Regions from separate parts of the Mus musculus genome. Here regions 1 and 2 are each linked to region 3. The links are chromatin loops, found by intact Hi-C in ENCODE. Cell type or tissue: left cerebral cortex. All regions are shown on one strand.

Region 1 (8,000 bases), 830 kb before region 3:
TTGATGTGTTCTAAAGCTGAAGGATGTGGACAACAAGGGCCTGACAGTAAGAGGAGGCCAGGGAAGCCAATTTGTAAAGAGAAGAATGGAGTAATTGGCAGGTGGTATCAGGATATCGAAATGAGGATAAGAAATAGAGAGAAGCTAGATTGTGAGGCTCTGAACAACAGGAGAGTTGTTTGTTTTGTGGTTTGACTGAGGTGTCAATAAATATGTACTGATGGGGAAGGAGAAAGAAAGATGCCTTAGGATTGCTAAATTTTGGCCCCCATGAAGACTCGCTGTGCTTAGCTCTCTGTGACGGTAGTCTGTGCGCTTAGCGGTCTGTGACGGTAGTCTACAGCTGCTAAGGTTTATTACTACCTGGTACTTATTTTCCTCTTTCATTTGAGCTGAGTAGATTGTGTATTTGTCTGTTGTTACCAAAGGAGCTAGAATCTTAAATAGGTGTGACCAGAGTGTCAAAGCAAGAATCCACAGCTCAGATTTTGGTGTGAGGACCTCTTCCTTAAATCTTAGCTGAGCAAACTGTATTGCTTCATCCTATGCCCAATGACTTAGAAAGCTCCACTTCCGATGGGGAAACATTTGTATTCTACCTAACAAGACGTTCTGTAGTCCAAGAATGGCTCTTTTAAATGATTTTTTCACACATGACTACTTATCAATTGCATTTCTTCACACCAGACAATCAATCATTGATGTACTATCATTCTCCTAGTCTTAGATACAGTGTTATTAAACTGCTTTGTTAGGCCTTTAAGTGGAACAATCCAGAAAACCACAATTCCTCCAGTAGAAAGTCTTCAAAATCCTGATCAGTCAGCTTGTCTACATTAGTGACACCAGAGTTGGACGACTTAAAATCTCTAGTTCCTAAGCACAAATAGGTGTGTCTCTGAATGTTTTTTGCTCACCCTCATCCCCAAATAGAGGCAGGGGGAAGGTAGTATAATTATACCATCTTTTTGGTCTGCCAAATTCTTAGATTATGTTACTTATTGATAAGAAGTTTGGGTATATTTCCTCCCCCTCCCTATTTTTAAAGCTTGCCCTCTTCAGTGACCATTTGATTTAACCCTTCCTTATTGACTTATTTAACCGTAACATGAACCTTATTTAACCCTACACTGACTCTTCAAGATGCTAATATGGTATGTCTTGAGAAGCTAACAGAATGATTAAATGTGTAAATTATTAAAATAGTGTGGAGAGCTGTGCCATGAGCAATTGCCATTATAAGATGGCGTTGGCCTCCACTGTGCCTAACTAGTAAACAAGCCTTGTACGCAGGTGCGAGAGTGAACTCACTCCTAGTCACTGCCCATTCTCAGGGCGTAATAGTGGAGTGATGGGTGAGCAACGAATCAGGAGCTGTCATGCCATATCAGGTGCTGAAACATCACGCTGTGGGCTATATAAGCGGCGCCATTTTCCCGGTTCGGGGTCTTCCTGAAGAAGTAAGCAATAAAGCTTTGCCGCAGAAGATTTCGGTTTGTTGCGTCTTTCTTGCCGGTCGAGTGGGATGCAATAAAATAGTAATAAAGAATAATTCCCAACAAGGAGGTATTAATAATTTTGTTCACAATTTTTTCCAGGATACATTTTGAGGCTATTGTAGATGAGATTGTTTTCCAAATTTCTTAAAAATAATTTGTAATTATAGTAAAATTATATTGTTTTCCTCCTTCCTTTTTCTCTCTCCAACTTCTCCCATTCTGCTCCACTAGCTCCCTTTCAAATTCATGGCTTCTGTTTCTTGACTTGTTATTCACATACACACACACACACACACACACACACACACACACACACACACGAGTCTGTTTAGGTTGCTTGTATGTATACTATTTTAGATCTAACCACTTGGTATTAGATAGCCAATAGGGGGAAGGAGTAATTCCTGGGTAAAACTCTTTCTCCCACTTCCAGCATTCCTTAGTTGCTTGTAGTTCCTTGTCCAGGAGGAGCCTGAGCTGTCCTTGTTCTTGATGTCCTTGTTCAGGTCTTGCTTAGGCAGCCATATTGTTTAGATATCATGGGAACAGCTTCTCTGTCATTTCTCAGAGACACAATTTTACAACAAATTTCCTGGTCCTTTGGCTCTTAGAATCTTTCCACCCCCTCTTCTTCTATATTACCTAAGCTTTAGGTGTAGAAGTTGTGTTGTATATGTACACATTGAAGAATTTTGGCCAGTTGTGGTTTTATGCAGTGATCTCCATCTGTTACAAAGAGAAATTTATTTGGTGAGAGGTGAAAGCTATCCTCATTTGTGGGTATTAAACTAAGAATTTAGAATGGAGGGATGATGGCAGGGGCAGATCAGGAATATTTATTATGAAAAGTATAAAAGTAGCTTACCTTTCCTGTTATGTCTTCTGTTTTAAGAAAAATTTAGATTCATTTAGAAAATATAGTTGGGGAAATGGGTCTCAATTTCCATGTCTGCAAAATGGAGATGTAAGTCTAGCTGACAATATATGTTTCCTTTATTTCTGATTATTATATACAATATGTTAAAAGTGAATAAGACTGAATAGAAAAAGGAAAATGGGGGTAAGGCATAGCCTCAGCTAGAGGGTCTAATTAGAACTAGATGGATTTGATTTCTTTAGGAAGCAAAGAGCTTTCTTTAATGGCTCTTTTTAAATGGGTGAAGAAATGGCACAGTAGCTTGCCTAGATCTGATCTAACTGAACCTGAGGTGAACCATGATGTCCACACACTAATTCACACTAATGTCAGAGCTGACATTTTAGCAGTCTGTGGTTCCTGTTCATATCTTTGTTTATGATTCTCTTCAGAGCCAACCTAGTGGCCATTCACTCTCATTTCAACTTTGATCGGCTTAGCTCATAAACATTTTACAACCTTTAGCTGAAAAGGAACCCAACTCTTAGCTTTGGCTGTCACCATACCATCGATATTCCTTTTAGAAGCTCTGCTCACAGTACAGTTTATTATTGAAACCCAATTGTTAGAAAGGTGACACCCCTTAACCTACAGTTGTGCACACAGAAGAGAATTACATCCTGAAGTGGAAGTTTCTGGTTTCTTTGGAGACTCAGTTGTGTCATGTGATGCTTTTCTGGAGACTGTTGTGTGAGAGGATATTTTGCTGAAGCTGACACATGGGAAACTGTTCTGCTGAGAACAAACATGTGGTGTTTTGCTGGAGTGGACACTGGAGAGGACATGTGATGTCTGGAAAGGGTACAAATATAACTCTCTTGACTGGATGACATTCTGGCATTACCTTGCCACTCTTTGCTGTTCTTCATTGGTTTTTACTGATGTGATGTGGTTTACCATCCCTTCTTCACTGATCATTGTTTGTCATGACTTTGTAGAGAAAATTACACCAAAGAACTTCTCATGATTTTCTGGGGGCTTCTTGCCCCTTCTGTGGACTTGGGCAGATTGGCAGAGCCTCATGGTTTCCTCTGGATCAAACATTCATTGCTGATTCGTGAATGGTGTTTGCAAGTGAATCAAGCTACTGCTGCTGGTTCCTGTCAACTGAACTGCTGATATCCTGACAATGAAGATTGGAATCACCCAAAAGAACTATTTCTAAACAGGTCCACATCCTCCTTTGCTCTATTAACCTTTCCTTTCCACCACCTCTGGTGGGTGGAGGGCTAGAAGGGAGGTTAAAGCATTTAAGAACCCTTATTAAAGTAGGTTTTAGAAAAATCTAAGCCTACAGAGTCTGCCTCTCTATCTCATTTTTCTCCTTCCTCTATGAACTTTCTTCTTCTTTATATATGTCCCACAAGCTCATATGGCTGGAACTCCTTACCTTCACTGCAGAGATAAGTTCAGCCCATTAAAATGGGTATTTTAAAGGAGAACTTAGACAAGTAAGGACTTACAGATAAGCACTGTGGAAATAAAATGGATCGCCATGTGCTGCTTGGCCTAGTTATCCATGAGGGAAAGGTGCTTATAGGGCTAAACGCAGACACCTGTGTATGATAATGGGTTTCTCTCCCCCCTCTCTCTTCTCTCTTTCTCTCTCTCTCTCTTCCTTCCTTCCTTCCTTCCTTCCTTCCTTCCTTCCTTCCTTCCTTCCTTCTTTCCTTTTTTTTTTTTCTTGGTCAGTGATTATGTGGAAGAAAGACACTTGAATATCTGTTGGTTGGAAAATTCTACAGGCAGCTTACGCTCTTTTTAGATGCCATGGGCAAAACATCCAAGTCTTGGCACCAACTCTCTTCTAATCCAACTTATATGCAACTCATTGCATCTTTTTCAGCCCCAAAGGCTCTGAGTAGAGAAGGAGCCAATGCCAAGGACAAGGGTGTTCAGCTTGGATCCAAACCCTGGAAGACAATGGAGCCCCATTGTGACTGACACAATGAGCCACTGGATGGCAGTGTGGGTCCATGCAGATGAAGGTGGGCAGGCCATTTGTCTTTCTTTTTAAAAGGCCATTTAAGTTTGACAGGTAATTTGGCACATTTGGAGTTTGAGTGTGCCAAATGATTTGGCAAATATTTCACTTTCCTTTGAAAATCAGCACACCTGCTGTTGTGGCCTGCAGGAAAGTGGAGGTGGTAGCACCTCCCTCAACTCCCTTGTTAGTGCTAAATTCATAGTGGAAAAAAATTGGGTACGAATATAGAGACAACCTATCATAATGTTCAGTGTGGTACCATGATTTGAGAAATGGTTGGAGGTTTGTGTCTCTTTTGGGCCCAACCTCTGCTTTTTCGGGGGGGGGGGGTAACTTTTGACTTCACAGTGATGCTGTCTCCCTAGTAGGTAGCTCAGCTGGCTCTTGGCCAGGTGGGATGAAAAATCTTGTCCTCTACTGGTCCTCCCACCAAGAGCATTAGGAAAATCCCCAACGTTTCCTTTTCTCAAGAAATCTCTGCTTTTCCCTTAGTATGCTTAATAACCAGATGACCCAAGCAATGTGAGAGTGTCTCCTAGGTGTCTTAATCATCTCAAAGGCATTGGTTTGCTGAACATGAAGGTGACAGTTAAATGTGGACATTCCATGCTTGTGGGAAAATATGGATGATGGGTTGAAATACAAGGCCATTAGGCCAAGTTCCTAGCCTACCAAATTTAAGTCCGTTTCCCATAGTACATGCTACTCAGCGTGTTACAGATGAATAAAAATAGTGTTATCATTAGTGTAACTTTAAGTATGATCTATTCTTTAAAAAGGTAAGACATTTTTAGTCCCAATTACTATAACTGACATACCTAGAGTATGATGTGGGACCACTTGCCAAATGCCTAGTAACACACCCATAGCAGGTTAAAAACAGACAGATTAAAGAAGAGAGATTAGTGAGTTTTGTCAGTACCATGCATTGACTAGTCAGAGGAACAGTGATTGTGTCAAATCTTTTAACCTTTTGAGATATACCAAAGAAGCATGCTATAATAGGATGACTCTGGGTTCAAATTTTGAGGAATGGCTTCTAGTCCCAAGTCCACTTAGCAGCTATGTGTCAGTGCAGACATTATTAACTCTCTAACCTGTCTTCCTATCTGAATATGGAAAAGGCAATTCAGATGAACTCCTGCAGCTAGAAACCATTGTGATTCCCTTTGGTCTAGGTAGTTTTAAACATTTTCACATACTCTTGGTGTATATTCCAATTAGATAGAGCAGTAGTAAAATGGGAGGGTATATTTATTGAAGTAAAATATATACTAAGTAACTGCCATTTTTTAATGCAGCAAATAGCAGTGCCATAAAAAGAGACTTTTGGAAGAGTAAGAGACTTTATGAAAATATACATACTCATACTTTTAACATTCAGCTATTGAGTTCCAATTAAGACCTTCCATAAGTATGTATTTTTTTTGTCTTTAGGTACTCATTAGTTGTTTTATATTTCTCCATTTCCTACCACTAAAGTTTCACTTCTTGAGAGGCCAGATGAAGAATGTTATGGAGGGTGATGGAGAGCTTGACAAGAGAGGTTTCTGTTGACTGACAGTGGAAACCTAGTTGGAGCAGATTGAAAAAGAACACTGGGAGGCATGTGGCTGGAGAGACGACTGAATACATAGAGTATTTGTCTGTATTTGATTCCTGGCATCCACATCGTTGGTTGAAGGAAAGGAATGGGCTCCTGCAGGTCAACCTGTGACTCCCACACCTACACATGTCATGCATTCCTCAATACATATGATTTTTAAAAACCTGGGCATGCATGGTGATCTGCCTATAATCCCTAGCTTAGGAGAAGTAAGGAGATTCCCCAAGATATGCTGGCTAGAGGTGTAGCTAGACCAGTCAAATCCCAAGTTTCTGGTTTAATGAGAGTTTCTGCCTCAGTGAATGAAGGAGAGAACGACTGAGGGGGATGCTCAATGTCAACTCTTGGTCTTCACATGGATGCTATTCTCACATGTGTGACATACCCCCCACACACACACACACACAGAGAGAGAGAGAGAGAGAGAGAGAGAGAGAGAGAGAGAGAGAGATGAGGAAATGGTAGCAGCATGCAGATGTGGGCCTCAGTATTTACAGGTTTTGTACCTGCGTAGTCCATTAAGCACAGACTAAAGATATTGAGAGAAAAAGGTCTAGATGAACCGTGTCCAAGCCCTTTTCATCATTGTCATTATTTCCTAAAGAAAATCATATGCCAACTATCTATATTAGCAGCAATCTAGAGATAGTTTTAAGAACATAGGATGATGTTTGTAGATTATATGCAGATATGTCTTAAGGGACATGTGCATCCATGAGTTTTGGTATTCATGAGCTTCCTGGAACCCATGCCTCAAGATTATTGAGGGAAAAGAGTATTTACATCTCTTATGAGAATTATTGTTTTAAGAAAAGGCAAAAAGCCCCCGCCACAGAACCAAAAACAAAAATAGGAAAAGAAAAAAGAGGTAGTTGCTGGTACGTGAACTCTAGAGAGAGACTCTTTTCTAAGAAGGTAGACATTCTAAGACTCACTGTATCTGAAGAAAAATATAGATATAGGTTACCATATATTCAGAGTTTTCGCCAAAAGGCTGAGGCCAGCTTATAGATCTCGGGCTCATTTTATCAAGAGCAAAACTACCTTACATGCCCTGTGTCTTTAAGCAGAGCTGCCAGGGTGGAGGAGGCCCAGGAACACTCCTTTTTTTTTTCTGCCAAGTTAGCAAGCTTTGATTCAAGAGACCATACCATCCCAGAACTGGCCAGTCATAGCATCCTAACCTCTCATTAAACCAACTGTGGAGTCTGAGGCTTAGCAGAGTTAGACTTGAAACTTTGCTCTCAGAATTCTACTGGGTAAGGATTTAGAACGTGGCTTTGGGACCTAAAAATACCTCTGAGTGGAATTATGCCATAGTTTATTAGTTGCATAACCCCCAAGGCAAGTTATCCTTGGTTTTCACATCAGCTGAATGACAGAACTCTACACTATTTCAACAAATAAGCATTGGAATGAGGCATTTTCTTCTACAATTGTAAAATTAAACCAAGAGAAGACAAGTGCTTCGTCCAGTGATGGGTATTAGGGTAAGCACTGATTCACGTTGGCCATTTGCATGCATAGAAATGAAATGTTATAAACTTGCATGTACAGAAAAATTCTAAAAATGTTATGGATACTTCTACAAATGGGATATAATAAACACCAGAGAAAGCACACAGGCCACAATGTTTAGTCTAAGTCTTGCTAAGCGTGTAACTAGCTGTAGTCACTGTGCTCATAGACTCTTACTCATGGTTGACTCAAGTCTAAGGCCTTTTTCCAAGGCCTGTTTGGCCTGCCCATGTGCAATGGTTATCTTCTCTATGAAAACTTCAGAGTCACCTCCCTCCCACATGGACGCAGGATACCCCTGTTCTCTCTTGCTCTTTGAAGCTAGCCAGGAGTTTAAATTTGCTGGTTGTGGCTACGGGTTGCCAGGAACAAAAACCAATCGTCTTTCAATGGCTTCAGAATTGCCTGACAGGAACAGAATGAGTGCAACAAAGCTGTGGACCCGGGCAGAAAGGCTGAGGGACAGGAAAGGAA
Region 2 (8,000 bases), 110 kb before region 3:
ATCGACTGCTTCCTTTTGTAAGCTTCCTTGGTCTCGGTTTCTCTCCACATCAATAGAACAACAACTGAAATCCCTTGTTTCAAACAAACTAACAAAGACATTAAATGACAAAGGGCAAAAGGATGTAGGTCACACACAGGACAGGACTAGGCACTTGGGTGGCATGTGCCACACACCTGGGTTCAGCCCAGTACTGCAACAATGATACAGTGATGTTCATACTTTTGAGGCAACTAATCCTGGGGTTTACATTCTAAAAAACTGTCTAGGTTACTGTCTAGGAGAGACAAGAAGCCAGTAAACCCAGACTGAAGAGCCGTGCAAGCAGAGCAGTGGTGGCTGTGGAGGACTCGGGTGGGAAGGCAGCAATTGTTTGCCAGCCCCCTTCATAGGCATTAGCTCTGCAAAGGCATAAAAGCAAACTCCCAAGAAGTCATCAACAAAAACAAAAGCCATCTCTGTGTGTGTGTGTGTGTGTGTGTGTGTCTGACCTTCCATGAGTCGGGCTCTGGGGATGGAATTCAGCCTTGATTGCCAGCGTCTTTACCCTCTGTCTCTTTAGCCCCAGAAATGATAATCTTGCATTACTCCCTGTTGAGTTTCTTACTCTTTTGAGTACTAATTGTTTTTCCTAAGCTCCTACACCGATGAGTCTGTGAGTGTAAGACACATGCCTTTAATTTAAGCAGACGTTTCTTAGTAGTATTAGCTAATATTGATACTTTCAGTACTGCCCAATAATACCAAATGTTGGTTAAAAATAACAACTGAAATAACACTGTCTGGCCTGATAGGCCCTAATGAGTTTTCTAGAAAGAGTCTGATAGACACTTCATAGATAAAAGAAGCTGAAGAGAAACTCCCGAAGTGTAATCTACCAGAAGAGGAGGCTATAGTGGGATGAATCACTGATGGGTCGATAAATGGAGAAGTGAGAGCTCTGCACAGAGGCAGGTTATGCACGTTCACACAAGCAGCCAACCAGCACGGCTGGAAACGCCTTCCCCAGCACGCTAGCTCTGAGACATGCTGCCACCACCTGGACACTAGGCAAGTCGGGGATTTTAGTTTTTGTCAGCAGTGACAGACTCTAAAAACATAACTCCACTTTGGGGGCCGGGGGTGAGGGGGAGGGGAGAAAAGAGAAAACATTTCTGCCAAGACTGGAGTGAGCAGAGATTTTGATAAAATAAGTTTAGAATCCTGCTTTACTTTTTAAGTCTTCTGTTGTTAAACTGGAAAACCTGTATAAGAACATGAACTTTTGATGGGTGATTTAGTTCGGGATTAGTGACAGTATTTGAGAGGCACTGACTTCAGTACTGGGTACACAGAAAGTACTCAACTGATATTTAAATAAGGTTATGAAATAAAATTCAGGGATAAAACCCAATTCCATCAAAAGAAGTTACATATGTACAGGGTTACTGGAGGGAAGGAAATAAGGCCAAGTACAGGTGAGAGACCTTTCAGCATCTTTTAATCAGAGCAAATAACATTATTACAACAACAGAATCTTATTCAGGGTACATGCCTTTCATTGACACATGGTTAGAGTGAGACTTAACTTTGTACTTACAAACATTAAAAAAAAAAAAGACTTTAGAAACTAAGGAATGACAAGTCTACCAGGAATTACCTTACAAGAGAAAAGCAAACGAACAATTTTTTAAAGGCTTTGTGCAATAACAAATATTGTGCAGCTGTTCCTTGGCTTCAGAGCTGCTATGTGGGCTGCTTTAATCCTGCACACACAGCTTTTCCTAGTCTGCTCTCCATGGGAACTACCTTAACACCCTACCTCTTCTCTGAGACAGGGTCTCAAGTAGCCCAGAATGGTTCAAACTCACTGTACGCCTACCAAGGTTGTTCATCTTCCTGTCTTCACCTCTCAAGTCTCGGGGTTACACCTGGCTAAAATCTGCTTCTTAAGAACAAGGCAGAACGTATTAGTTGTTATCTCATAATGCATTTGGGACATTTGGGAGAATAAAATCCAAGTTAAGACAACGGTGGTGGTGACCGCCCACCATCCCATTACTTAAGAGAGTGGACCACAATGACCCAGAGCTCAGGTAGAGTCTGGGCTACATAGCAAGAGTCTTTCAAACAAACCCGTGACTACTCCCTCTCCCAGAAAGGATAAAGAGCTAGGGGACTGGCCAGATACACTAATTTACTGATCTGAAGGGGCCCGAATGATCAGAGGTCAACTAGAATGCCCTCTAGATATACGGGAGGAAAAGGCTCAGAGAGAATGAGTGCTGTAGGGGCATCAGTACAGAGACTAGAAAGCTGACCTCGCCATGGAACAGTCAGCCCATGGTTTGGGAGCCTATCTTACTTATCATCTTTGGTTAAGGTAATGCAGGCCCCAGTAAGGCTGTCCTCCATGGCAACCTCTATGCTGTTCTTGGGCTTGCACAGGCCTGCCTAATACACCAGAAGAGAGAGCCCTAAAATCTGAGTGTGAAGGCTAGGTCTCCAATAGCCAAAGAAGCTTGCTGCTTTCTTTCTCTCCGTTGTAAGTGTGTGTACTGTGCACGATTAGGCTGGTGCACCCCCTCCTCAGTTCCTTCCTTACGGTACTGCTTCCTTTTATTCCCAAGACTTGCGGGGACCCTGGGTCCTTTAGAGATAAAACAGAGCAACACACTGGGAGGCAGAACTTGTGAGGAACCATCTACTGAAGTGAACATGTCACGGATACAAGCCGGTTATGGATACAAGCCGGTTATGGGTACGCTTGTTTGTACAGGTTTTAAGCAATCCTTCAGGCTTTCACACAAGAATAAGAAAACCACGGCTGCCATTACAATATGCAGCCATTAGCATATACCCGGGTAGCAGTATTTTAGATCCTTAGATTAGCTGCCAAAGTCTGCTCCTTGGTAAATAATGGTTACTGTTGTTATACTCTAACTACTCATACATGTCTCGGCTTGCTCCTCAAAGGGAACGCTCACAGTCTCTCAGGAATAAAAACTTGCTTTATTTGGCACACAACAGCGAGGAGGTCTTGCAACATTCGCCAGAGGCAGTCAAACAGAGCAAGTAGTTCAGGCAAGCAATCACAAAATTTGAGCACCAACCAAACCAGAGCTAATCTTTCCGTCCCTGTAGATTAGGAGACCCATTTAACGCACCCCTTTCTGCTTGTTGACTTTTTGAAGTCCTTTATTTATGTATTGCGATCTCTATGCCCTGACAGTTTAATTATTGACAGTTTACTTTGGGGCAAGTATCGACCATTCCTTTGTGAAGTAAGTTAGGCTCTTAAATGAAAAACAAACAACGGAACCTCTTTCCCACAGCGTGGCAGCATTTCCCCCTGCTACCAAGGTTCACTGGACACATCCCAGCCGGGCTGCTGCTTGGCCAAATCTTTAAATATTTAACTATTGTTCAACTCTACAGCATGAGTGAGGGGCGAGTTAGGGAACACGCCAGTCCTTCCACGGCCTCGAGAAGGCTCTAAGGAGACTGCGGGGTCCCCCTCGTGTCTAGCTGCGGCTCTCTGGGCTGAGAGTCCCCTGGACGAACTCCTCACCCACTCCGTCTCCTCGCCGGCGTCCCACGCAGGACGCGAGGCCACGATGCCCCACCTGCAGCGCACACGAAGCGGCGCGCGGCAGCATCCCCGACCGCGGACACGAAGCCTCCGCGCCTCGCCTCGCCTCGCCGCGCCGCCCCTCCCCGCCCTCCCGCTATGGCTCTAGACATTGCGCCGCCGGAAACCCGCCCGCCACTTCCTCATCCCGCCCCGCCCCGCCCCGCCTTCGGGCGGGACCTGAGCGGAGCGGCTTCCGCTTTCCACTTTCCTGCCTGGCGGTGAGTGGGAATGGGAGCGGGGATCCCCTAGGGCTGCGGTGGCTTGCTGTAGCCTAAGCTGAGCGTGTGGCCGGGCTCTCCCGGCTCTCTGAGCTCCTGACCGCGGGTCCTGCCCGGCTTCGCTCGGCGGGGCGGCGTCCTTAGCCGGTGAGGCCGACTGATGGCCGTGGACATGGCCCGGGGCAAGGAGAATGCTAAGCGGGGAAAGTTAGGAGAGAAGCTGTAAGTCTAGAGACGCCTGGTGCAGCTCCGGGTCCCCTAGGCTTTGTGAGGTGAAGGAATGTGCCTGAAAGTAAGGCGAGGATGTTTTGGTGCGAGACTGAGGTGCTCTCGAGATGTGTGGCCTGTGGACCGTAACTTTGCCATAGCCTAGTCATCAAGTCGCGCTAGTCTTATTTGCAAAGTTGGGCGGATTTCGCAGACTTGTATTTAGTTCGTTACTGGACTCGAGAAAGATCGATCTTTCTTGGACCTTCCTGCAAACTGGTTACAACTGGGCGAGGGCGTAGCGACAAGGGACTGGATGGTTAACGTCTCCAGAAAGTTTAATGTGCTGAAAGTAGGGGCATGGTTTCTGATACAAATACGGAGATAGCATGGGGACATGGAAGTTAAATCCAGTGATAGTTTTCTTGATGTGACGGGTTGTGGGTACCATAATTATTTTGGTAATTCTTTATTTTCTTGTAAGGTACATTAATTGAACTACAGACCACAAAACCTTTAAAGAGCAAAGCATAGTGTTTGACTTTGTAACGATGTACCCAATCCAACGAATAAATGAGGATTCTTAAGTACAAGCAGTTTAAATTCTTGGTTGGTCAGCGGTGGAGCATCTGTCTACTGTGCTCTACTAGGCTTTGGGTTGGATCCCCAACAGTAGACGCAAAGATTAAAAATCTTTATGGGTATGGTACCTGTAACATGTCAGCCAGCCAGCTTGATTTTTTTTATGTTAGTGAAAGTCATTATTATTCAGACAAAACTTTAGTACTCAAATAATTTACGTAGAATACTTGGCTTCTACGAATTAGAACTCTTATTTTGGGACATTTGCAGTTGTAATTTAGGGAGAAATAGGTGTTAAGAGGCTATACTATTATAGAAAGATGTTTTTACTTGTTTGTGTTTAGAGGAGAATTTAGAGGTTTTTTTTTTTTTTTTTTTTTTTTTTCCATTTCTAATCTTACTGTAAAGGTATCTTTTATTCTCCTGTTGTAATTGTCATCTTTGAGGCTTACTGCTCAGTCTGCTAACCCAGGCCTAGTCCCGGAAGCTTCTAGCCTCCACACAATCTTATCTAGGCCTAGAGTGTTTTCAGCTTCTGAGACTTATTGCTGAAAAGCGCATCCTTTCTTGTTCTTCCTGTGTGCTGGCTAACTCACTTACTCAGCTAGCTGTTCTAGCTCAAACTCCTCGCCAAGTTGACTGATTCAATCTGGCTTCTCTTTCTCCTCTTCTGAATTGCTCTGCTTGACCTCAGACTCTAGCAATGTGTTCTGCTCTTCTGGCTTCTCATCCTCTGGCTCATTGTCTTCACCTGTGTCTAGCTTGTTCTCTCTCTCCAGCCTGTCTCTGTAAAACTCTCCTGGTAAAACTGCCTTCTCCTTTCTTCTTTCTCTGTGCTGCTCTCTTAACTAGCCTCTTTTTCCTCTTTCCTCTTTTGAGGGCTGGGCATATCCTGTATCAAATCTTTCTCTGATTCATCACTTTGACATCACTTTCAAATATGGTGCTTCCTTCTACAAACTAACTTTACCTTGTTTGGGATTAAAGGTTGTATACTAAGGGCGTGTCTGCATTCCAGGCAGAGGGACCAAAGGTGTGTGCTAAGGAGCGGGGAGGGCACACTACAGCACAATCTTGGGGTTCACAGTGTGATCAAAATATCCTGCAACTATCTTACAATAGTTATGACTTGATTGTCTTCTTTTCTAGCTCATCCATGTATATGTATATAGAATTTAACCCCCTCCACATCGTATGGTCAGACTGAAGAAGACATAACCAACAATCGTCTGAATTCTGACTGACTCACTGATAGTCCCAGGGGAAAATTAGAGGTCACTACTCTAACATAAGGTAAATGGTTTTTAAAAATCTTAGCTTGAGACTTTAGGTGGCTGTAAATACACACAAACCTTCCCTAAATGCTGGCATTGTAATTCAACCTGTAATTGAAACAGGTTGCTAGAAACAGGAACAATATAGGAAATGCCACTCAAGTCCTCACCATATTTTACCAGGTGATCCTCTGTTACCAACTCAAAAAAGACCAAGATGCACACTTACCGTGTGGACGCATTTCTCTTTTTTTTTTTTTTTTTTTTTTTGGTAGAGCTGTCAAATTTGAAAGCCCATAACTTAGCAATCTTTTTTTCCCCCGGATGTATGAATGTGGATTTTTTTGTTTTTTTTTTTAAGCATCATGGTTTCCTTAACCTATGTTCCAAAAATAAACACCTACTTCTCTTTCTCTGGGAGGACTTTTTATGGTCTGGCCGAGATGTCAGACAAGGAGTCTGATTTGTACTTTGGTTAATTAGCACTTAGCAGTACTGATGGTGTGTCAGCAACGGCCGGCTTCAGCCCTTTCCTGAATTGAGCCGGTGGAAGTCAAGCTCTTTGTTTGTCTGCTCCTGCACGGTTTGTCCTGAGAATTAGAGGCATGGAGGATGCCCATAGGACACAGTTCAAGTGGGCCTTACCTTCTATAAATTGGTCTTTACTTTCTAGAAATGATCTGTGTTGTTCGATTTGAACTATTTTTTTCCTAAATGGAGATGCTAATCTTTATTGAAATGCTACTAATTAATACTGAAAAAACAAAACTATGCGATAATGGAATTCTGATTAAATTGGATGTGTTCTAACTTTCAGGATTTGAGTAACCATATAGTCTTCTTTTTTGTTTTGTTTTTTTCTTCTTTCCCCCCTCCCTTCATTCTCCAAGCTGCTTCCTGCTTGCTGCAAAGATGCTTGACATAAAGGCTTGGGCTGAGTATGTTGTGGAGTGGGCTGCAAAGGACCCATATGGCTTCCTTACCACAGTTATCTTGGCGCTCACACCACTGTTCCTAGCTAGTGCTGTACTGTCCTGGAAGTTGGCCAAGATGATTGAAGCCAGAGAGAAGGAGCAAAAGAAGAAACAAAAACGGCAAGAAAACATCGCAAAAGCTAAACGACTAAAGAAGGATTGAAGGGGCGCACAGACTGTAGCCAGAGAAAACCACTCTGGAAAACCTGCAGCTTTGGAAGGACTCTCACGAAATTTCCAGGCTGTTCCTGATAGTATTATTTAGTGAATTAATCTGACCGTACAGAAGAGTCATGTTCTGACCTCAATACTATAGTAACTTTTAGGCTTGGAAATAAAAGTTTGTTGGTATCTACTGGCAAGTATTTAAGTTAGCATTTATCATACAGGTGGAGCATACCTAATGTGAAAATTCAAAGCTCAGAAGCACTGTAAAACCTAACACCTGTGCTCAGACATGATGCCAAGAGCGGAAAAGCCCACAGCCCACTTCGGGATGGGTTGCAGTCAAAATACAGGTGCACTAAAAATACATCAAGTTATCTTCAAGCCATGAGAAATATAAGCGGACCTTGTGTTCAGAATTGGATCCCATCCTCAAGGTATTATGAAATACTTTAAAGTCTGGGAAAAAATTAAAACACTCCAAGCCCCAAGCATTTCTGTCTGTTCAACCTGTAGTAAAAATTCTTTAAACTGACACTCATTTGCCATTTTGGAGCTTAAAGTATTCAAGTGAAAAATGATGAGAAAATGGTTTTAGAATATGGTAGTTTAAATGGGGTTCAGTTCTAGACAGAGGATATTAGGAATGTAAAAGAATTAACCGGAAGTGAGGTTTACGTTGGCTGAAAAGAGATACAGTATATTAATCACTTTTTCAAAATTGTTACTGCTTATTTTTTTGGAATGGAAGCATTACTTTCTCAAAGGAAAATTTTATTAATGAGTATGGCTATTTTCATTCTTCTGACGTTAGCTTTTAACACAGCTAGTAATTATCAAGATACTGCATTGTAAAACATAACTTTATATAGGATTCTTATTGCCTTGACCATGTTCAATACCATGTACTGGATAGAATAGGTTTTGTACTTTGAACACTGCCATTTGCTTCAATGTGTTGCAGAGT
Region 3 (8,000 bases):
TGTGAGAATTTGTTGTGTTATTTTTGTAGCTTCTTTAAGTGTAAAATTATGTTCAAGTATGAAAACAGCCACCCAAGGCGAAGCTCCTAAGGTGATCTTGTTCCAATCTGACTACTACCTGTTCCCAGTACAAACTAAAGCGGTCCTTCTGAGACCATGAACCAAATGACGCCATTCTTCTCAATACCCAGTAAGAACAGCTGGCTAAGTCCAGAGTGAAGAAACTCACATTGTTATTCTCTGAATGATGCATTCTTGCTTCAGAGAGCCACTTGGCCATCTCATTCCAGTCTTCCTTCAAATATAAGTCAAGCAGTCCTGCCCCACTGACCTCACCCACTCCCCAGTACCCTGCACGGTGTACCCAGGTCACTGACTACCCCTTCTGCACTTCCTGCATGGTCACTGCTGTGTAATCTACTATGCCTACGTATGCTTTTTAACAGGACTCCCTCCACTACGCTGAGAGCACGCACTACAGCGTACACTCTCACTGGTGTACTTCCAATCCCAGAACTATGAATACCAGTGAAATAAACGGACTAGTTTTGCTGAACACCTGTTACTATCTAGCAGTTATCCAAAGGAATAACAATCCAGCTGCATAGTAACTATTTATAATCAATTGAGGACATGCATGAAATACATAGGCTGACTATATTTTTAAAAGTTCTTGGCACAGAGGCAGTGGCAAACTGCAGCTGTATTTATATCCAGGAATTGCTCAGTGTATCATTAACAGTTTGTCCAAAATAAGACTGTGTCACCTATAAGATCAGTCCTCGACGCAGCTATTTACTATTACAACTCCTCAACTCATTCCTCAAGAATATTCCTCAAGGCCGTTGCCACAATTTTCTAGGGGTTAAAATGTGTCAAAAGATGAGTGTAAAATGAAAGGGCAAATCTTGCAGAAGGTAGCTTTATGAAGTCTACAGAAGTACTATAGAATCACAAGAAAACTGCTGATTTCTACTTTATATGACCAAGATAGTGCAGCAAGATAGGAATATGAAAAATAGCTCAAACAATAATATAGTAAAGATTATTACAAATATTTAGAAAGAATGGCAATACCCTCAAATTTTGCAAAAAAAAAAAGAAAAAAAGAAAAAAAGAAAGAAAGAAAGAAAGAAAGAAAGAAAGAAAGAAAAATAACACTTCTTACTTTCAGTAAAAGAGACAAATGTGACTTAAGGATATCATGTTGTGTTATTATAACTTTGTCAAAATATCTAAGTTAAAACAAACACACAATACCATGGTGGACAGATGGTTTAGGAGTTAAGAGCACCAGCTGTTCTTCCAGAGGACCCGTGTTCAATTCTCAACACCCACATGGCAGCCCGCGACTGTGTTGAACTCCAGTTCTAGAGAATCCGACATCATCTTGTGGCCTCCTCAGGCATGCACAGGTGTGGTGTGTAGACTTATATGCAGGTAAACCACTCATACATCAAAGAAATAAATCTTTAAAAAAAAAACAGTATTGGGGCTGGTGAGATGGCTCAGTGGGTAAGAGCACCCGACTGCTCTTCCGAAAGTCCGTAGTTCAAATCCCAGCAACCACATGGTGGCTCACAACCACCCGTAATGAGATCTGACGCCCTCTTCTGGAGTGTCTGAAGACAGCTACAGTGTACTTACATATAATAAATAAATAAGTAAATAAATCTTAAAAAAAAAAACAAAAACAGTATTATTCAACATACAAAGGGGGTGGCGCTTCTGGGCATGTCCCCAAAGACTGTATGTCATACCAGAGAGACACTTGCACATGAGTGTTTATTGCTCCAAATTCACAATAGGTAGGAAATGAACCAGCCTAGGTAGTCATCAATGAGGGACTGAAGACACACATGAATGAATGAAGATCATGTGCTCTATTTGTTCAATGGAATTTTACCCAACTGTAAAGCAGCTACATGAAACCATGAAATCTGCAGGAAAATGGATGGAACTGGAGGTTACTGTGTTAAGCCCAGCAACCTCGACTCAGAAGACAAATTCCATGTGTTTTCCTTCATATGAGGATCCTAGATTTTAACTTTCATGTATGTAAGTGTGGGTACAGAACATACGACTACAGAGAGCACCGTGAGACAGGAAAACAGTCTTAAAAGATGGGAAAGTAGGACATGAAAACACGTGGTGGGCACTGAGAGGGAACAACAAGTGCAGGGGGCACAGGGTGGGCACTGAGGGGGAGGCAGCAAGCAGGGGGCACAGGGTGGGCCCTGAGGGGGAGGCAGCAAGCAGGGGCACAGGGTGGGCCCTGAGGGGGAGGCAGCAAGCAGGGGCACAGGGTGGGCCCTGAGGGGGGCAGCAAGGGGCGAAGAGACACAAGGGGACAGGAGGGGAGTGCAGGAGAAGCACCAGCAGAAACAATGCATATCAGTGCCACAGTAACCATTACTTCATATGCTAATTAAAAATACAATTTCAGAACCCGAGGGAGAGGAAGTATGGAAATAGGGGTGCTTATCATATTGCATTATATCATATTGCATTATATCATATTGCGTTATATCATATTGCATTATATAAATGTATATGCAGTTCTCAGAGAACAAATTTTCTATACAATTCCAAATAGTAAGCCCTAAATACATATACATATGAAAGATGTTAAATAAGCTCAGGTTATATACACACATACATCATATCTCATATACACACTTAGATATATGTTATCATGATGAAAGACTAAGAGGTCATGAATATGAGAAAGTGGTGGGGCGATGGAGGAAAGGGAGGGAGAAAAAGGAGGGGCAGAAAATGTAAACAAAATTCTCATATATAAAACTGTCAGAGAAAAAATAAAATGTAAAAAAATTACATTAAATTATAAAGTAGAATCTCTGAAACATCGTTTTTAGAAAGATGTGAGGTGCTATAATTACACTGATATACTCACTCACAATATGCACATATGTCAAGACATCACTAGAACAACCATAGCTACATACAAATTTTGCAAAAGCCACTCAATGAAGCTGATGGGGAGACAAGTACTTAACTCATTCTTACGTCAGAAGTCACCATGCAGTTGTAATTAGTCTCACACCTCCCTGTTCATCAAATGTCTCCTTCCTCACACGGCCATCGTAAGACTCTTCATACATACACTCTTTAAGAGTTACTAAACACTGTGCATAGTCCAGGCCAGCTTAACTTCACTTATCTAAGAGTTTTATTTACTCATAGGCAGTGCACTATAAAATGGCTTCTGGACCTTAAGGGGCTTTAAAGTGGAACCAACATTGATGAAGGGAAGACAGAAGACACACTAAAAAGGGGGAAATGGTTTTCAGAGAAAAGCCCTAGAGAGATGCAGACACAACTAATATATGCTAAGTGAGAGTTATGTTCTAATAAATAAGACAATATAAATCATTTTATGTGACATATTCAGCTAAAATGGAAAAACTTAACCAGCATCTTAGGCAGAGGGTGCAGTTTCTCATTTGGACCACAAGATGGAGCCATTAGCCAGCTGGAATGCAAGATTAAAGTAGAGACAGCCTGATTGAAATGACTCAAGCTATTTTAAAATGTCTTTATGCAGTCTATTTTTAACAGTATATATTCTCTACTCCATTTTGTAAAAATGGATTTAGAATAAAGTTTATAATAGAAAAAAATTATTCTAACAGTTGAATAATGAAGCCTACCACATAACTCTGAAGGTATTTATTTCTCAGTACCAGTCCTCATTCAACTGTGACTTCTAAAGAATGTCATCGCAGTCTGTCCCTTGTAAAGCAGCTTACACTTAGCCTCGGGCAGCAGCAGACATGACTTTCTGGACTGACGCTCTTTGGAGTTAGATGAGGATAACAGTTATCTGCCTGGTTTTAAATGCCAGGGAGAATGGGCTCTGTAAACACATGACACGGTTGGGTTCTGTTACTGAGTGGTCCTGATGAAGCAACACTATTGCTTTTCTTAATTCTTGAAATCTCCCACAATGCAGCGTCTCGGGGCAAATGCTTAGAAGCGAGTCTAGCACACAGTGTTTACACTATGATCGTTAGTATCAATACTGACCTTACTGTCCTAAGCTAAAGCAAATGTCAAAACCCTCAAACACAAAGACAACCAGCAGCCGAATTCCTGGAGACACTTGTGATGTCATTTAACTATAGACACAACCCAGATTGCCAACCTCCCACAATTAGTTTCCATTGCAGCTCAAAGGTCCCACGCTCCCCGGGTAGGGAAACCAGGAGTCTGTTACAGCTGCTTAGGTTCATTTAAAGCCACAGCAAGGGACTGGCATGGGTGACTGTCAACACACGCCATCCTCACGTTTTGTTGTTGAAAATGTGATAGACACATGTTCAGGGCCAACAATGGGCCTGTCCTCCTGTGACAGAATACAGTTAGTACTTAAGGACATGGACTTTGTACATGACTGAGGGAATTCAGGAAACAATAAAAAACAAAATCTTGTAGGAAAAACTACCGACAGCAAAGTATGACTGCTGTCCCCGTCCATATTGTGTATTCCAGTTTTTCTTCTATTTTCATTATGTGTTTTTGTTGTTGTTGCTGCTGCTGCTGCTTGGATAAATAAATGCTCTGATTCCTCCTGGGTGTGTGTGGGAAGTGAGATTCCTTCAAATCACTTTCAAGTACAAAGCAGGAAAGACAGTCAATCTTGATTTTTGGAACAATGCTGCCCTCTGCTGGAAGAGCTGAAATATTTTCATTAGTCTCAAACCTGGAGGAGTCTAGAACCACCTTCCAATTATTAACTAAAAAACCAGAAACTATACTTTCAGTTGTGGCTGTTTTCCTTTCCCATATTCTCCGTGATTATTTCTAGTCTCTAAATAATACACGTGAATTGGCTGAGGTGAGGCCTTCCAAATCGATATGTCTTTACTATACACACAACAGTGGAGGATGCAGGTTTTGAACAATTAGATAATGGTTCTGAAGGGAAATTGTAAGGCTAAGTATCTCTACAGAAGTCTGATGATGTAATGAAACTCAGTTCAGCAGGTCAGAGGCAGGTCCATGTCTGACCACACTGGAAGTTCACTATACCATGGCTAGGTTCTTTTATTTCTGGTAGGAATACTTATTCCTGCCAGGCTAATCTAGCTCATTTATTGAACAGTATCTGAATTGCCTAGTCTAGACTCTTTGAACTACTTCATCCGTGTATGTGCTTTGTTCTGTTTTGACTTTTAGAATTGAGGGCCAAATGATACCTCAATTCATTGTATAGCTGCCTTTGCAGCACCTACCCCATACACAGGCAGACACACAGGAAACTCATCGTTATACACAGGGGAATGGGGCAATAACCCTGCATTTGAAATGAGAATTTAAGCTAGTTGGTGGCTGTGAAAATATTAAAACTCAACATTCGATGAAAGAGCGGTAACTACGGTTAACTTAAGCTCACACAATGGAGGTATTGTGATGACACTGAGAATGGCAAAGTGTGTTTCTAGTGTGTGTTCCTATATGAATGTGTAAATTTTAAATGACTAGAACTCTATCTACCTATTATCTCCCCCAATCCTATTCGGTTCATATATAAAAGAGGCTTATAGCTGTGCTAGAAAACAGATCAAAGTTCCATCAATAGGTCTGTGACCTGTAGCAGCCGCTCTGTAGCAGCCTCCGGTAACTCCAGCCCCGAGGGTCCCATTCCCTCTTCTGGCCTCTGTGGGCACTGACATACTTGAGATACACACACATGTGCGCACACGTCGTGGCCAGGGGTGGGGCAATAAATAACTATGAAAGCACTGAAATCAATGCATAAAAAATAAATTCTACTAATTTAAAAGGCTCATCAAACACGTATCAATGCATAATTAACAGAATGAAGAAGAGGGAGATAAGAGAGCCATTATGTCGTATGCACACAAAGAAAACAATATAATTGCATATTATTAAGTGAAAGCCAATGTGAAAAGGTTATACACGGTACAGTTACAACTCTGGCTCTTGGGAAAAGTAAACTACTCAGGCAGTGACAGTTAGAGATTCCGTGGGAGGAGCAAATGGTGGAAACTCACCTAAGACGCTGGCTGAGTGTGGGAAAGGAAGAAAGACTGTGTTAGTAACTTCCAAATAGCTTTCCTGTAAACCTAACACAAAGTCATGGGCCAGTCAGATGCTTCCAAAAGCAGAGGTACTTGCTTCCAAGGCTATCGACCCGAGTGAGCTTCAATCCCCAAACCCACAGAGCAGAAGGAGAGAGCTATCTTCTGTCCCAAGGCTTCTTCTGCTAGCCACAAGCACCCTGTGGCCCAAGCAGACCCATGCACACACACATAATGAATAAACAAGTCAATATTAACTAAAACGCCAGCCCATATATTTCAGTTTATGAGAGTAAACAATTTTGAGATACACTCATGAAAAAAAAAAAACAAAAACCTTCTGAGCTAACAGGGAACAAGCAAGGAGCTATTAGATTAAGCTTACAAAGGGAGTTTTAAAAGCTGGGTTAAGGAAATGGTTCCATGGGTAAAGTGCTTTTATACAAGTGTGAGGACCTGAGTTCAAATCCCTGCATCCATGTGAAACACCAGCTCCTGTACCATGTGCCTATAATCCTAAGGCAGAGAAGGTGGAGCCAGGACGATCCCCAGGGACAGCCAGCATCACAATGGCCAGTCAATCAGGCTCAATCAGTGAACTCGGGGTTCATCAAGAGACCCTGCCTCAAAAAATAATGTAGACAGTGACTGAAGAAGACAGATGGCATTCATCTCTGGCTTCCATATAGAGGTACACATGCATAGGAACACGTGTGTGCCTGCGCACTCAGAGGCACAGGCGCACGCACGCACGCAAAAGGTAAATAAAAATCCTAGCACGGGAGAGCCAAAAGCCAAAGGCAGGTGGATCTTTTATGAGTTCCAAGCCAACCTGGTTTACACAGTGAGTCTAGTTCAGCCAAAGCTACATACTGAGGCTGTTTCAGAGGAGAAAACAGAAAACCAAAACAACACATACATACCCTTCATAGTATCCAACACAAGAAACTTCTAAGCAAATATAACAAAATATATGCACACTCCCTGTGCTGAAAACTACAAGTGAAAAAAGAAATCACAGAACCAAAAAAAAAAAAGGAATCCAAATTTAACTCCAGTTGATGGGGACTTAAACCTCACTCTCTTAAAGTGACATTTTCCAATTTATTTCTCTTGCACTCCAACAAGGTCTTGTGATGTTAAGTATTTTATTCACATTTTTTGGAGCAAGTTGGAGCACTGAGCTCATGTGGAAATTAAATGGTAGGAAAAGGCTAAGAATCAGTCATACCTCTGGGGAAATGAAAATTAATGCTCATGCAAAACCCATATGTGAATTCTGTGGCAGCTCCATTCATAAACATCAAAAGCTGGACTCAGCCCAAATGTCCTTCAATGTAAACATACAAACTACGGCATATCCTTGACACGGACTGTTAGTCACCAATAATAGGAAACAAACTACTGATAACTCTTCACATCTTAAAGGCATCATGCTGAATGGAAGAGGCCATTTTTTAAGAGTTACAGATGGTATGACTCTCCAGATAATATTCTCAAGAAGACAAAACTCTAATTGGCATAATAATCAGTTAGCAAGGTTACGAACCTAGAGAGTCAAGGGTCAGCTGATACTGAAGGCAGTATCCTGATCATGATGAAGTTAGATGAAGCCCTGACCCACCAAAAAGCGAGATGTGTGCTAGTTTTATAGCGTTTGAATTTGAAAAGGAAGTTGTGCTGTGTCTGGGTGCTCTGTGTGTGCCAGCGCACATCCTGTGCACAGGCATGTGGAGGCCAGAGCTGGACGGCAGGCCTTCTCCTCTATCTATACTCTCCGCCTCATTACCTTGAGACACCACCTGTCTCTGGGTTGGAAACTTGCCTACTGACTAGGCTGGCTGACCTCTCGGAGCTGCCAGTCTGTTCCTACAAAGCTAGGGAGTAGGGTACACACAGCCATCCCTGGCTTTGGTGCTGGGGATCCGAACT

The links. A loop is a pair of places that touch in the nucleus more often than their neighbours do. Peaks named below come from ENCODE experiments on the same cell type or tissue, not always from the same donor. Only the 100,000 strongest peaks of a DNase experiment are listed, where the experiment ranks them.
Region 1: it touches region 3 in a loop (10-fold over the local background); 20 of 42 quality-filtered maps call a loop at or near these places.
Region 2: it touches region 3 in a loop (4-fold over the local background); 15 of 42 quality-filtered maps call a loop at or near these places.

What each region holds. Positions count from the first base shown.
Region 1 is chr13:107,321,514-107,329,513 of GRCm38, forward strand. No RefSeq gene overlaps it. Among named protein-coding and RNA genes, the nearest start is that of Gm31715, 110 kb to the left of the region's middle. In left cerebral cortex, CTCF peaks have their summits at 2,823 and 4,380 (motif pointing right); a DNase peak (open chromatin) is centred at 4,384; H3K27ac peaks cover 306 bases.
Region 2 is chr13:108,040,656-108,048,655 of GRCm38, forward strand. It overlaps Smim15 (small integral membrane protein 15), which reads left to right and starts at 3,819. Exons shown (of 3, transcript NM_001048250.2): 1 at 3,819-3,831; 2 at 5,770-5,913; 3 at 6,785-8,000. The coding sequence starts at 6,807. The coding sequence ends at 7,031. It overlaps Gm41055 (a long non-coding RNA gene), which reads right to left and starts at 3,816. Exons shown (of 5, transcript XR_003950673.1): 1 at 3,551-3,816. In left cerebral cortex, CTCF peaks have their summits at 1,036 (motif pointing left) and 3,344; DNase peaks (open chromatin) are centred at 1,003, 2,907, 3,784 and 6,883; H3K4me3 peaks cover 2,479 bases; H3K27ac peaks cover 1,863 bases.
Region 3 is chr13:108,148,495-108,156,494 of GRCm38, forward strand. The region is part of intron 1 of Ndufaf2 (NADH:ubiquinone oxidoreductase complex assembly factor 2); the gene reads right to left. Among named protein-coding and RNA genes, the nearest start is that of Ndufaf2, 6.1 kb to the right of the region's middle. In left cerebral cortex, CTCF peaks have their summits at 3,479 (motif pointing right) and 4,692 (motif pointing left); DNase peaks (open chromatin) are centred at 3,475 and 4,663; H3K27ac peaks cover 213 bases.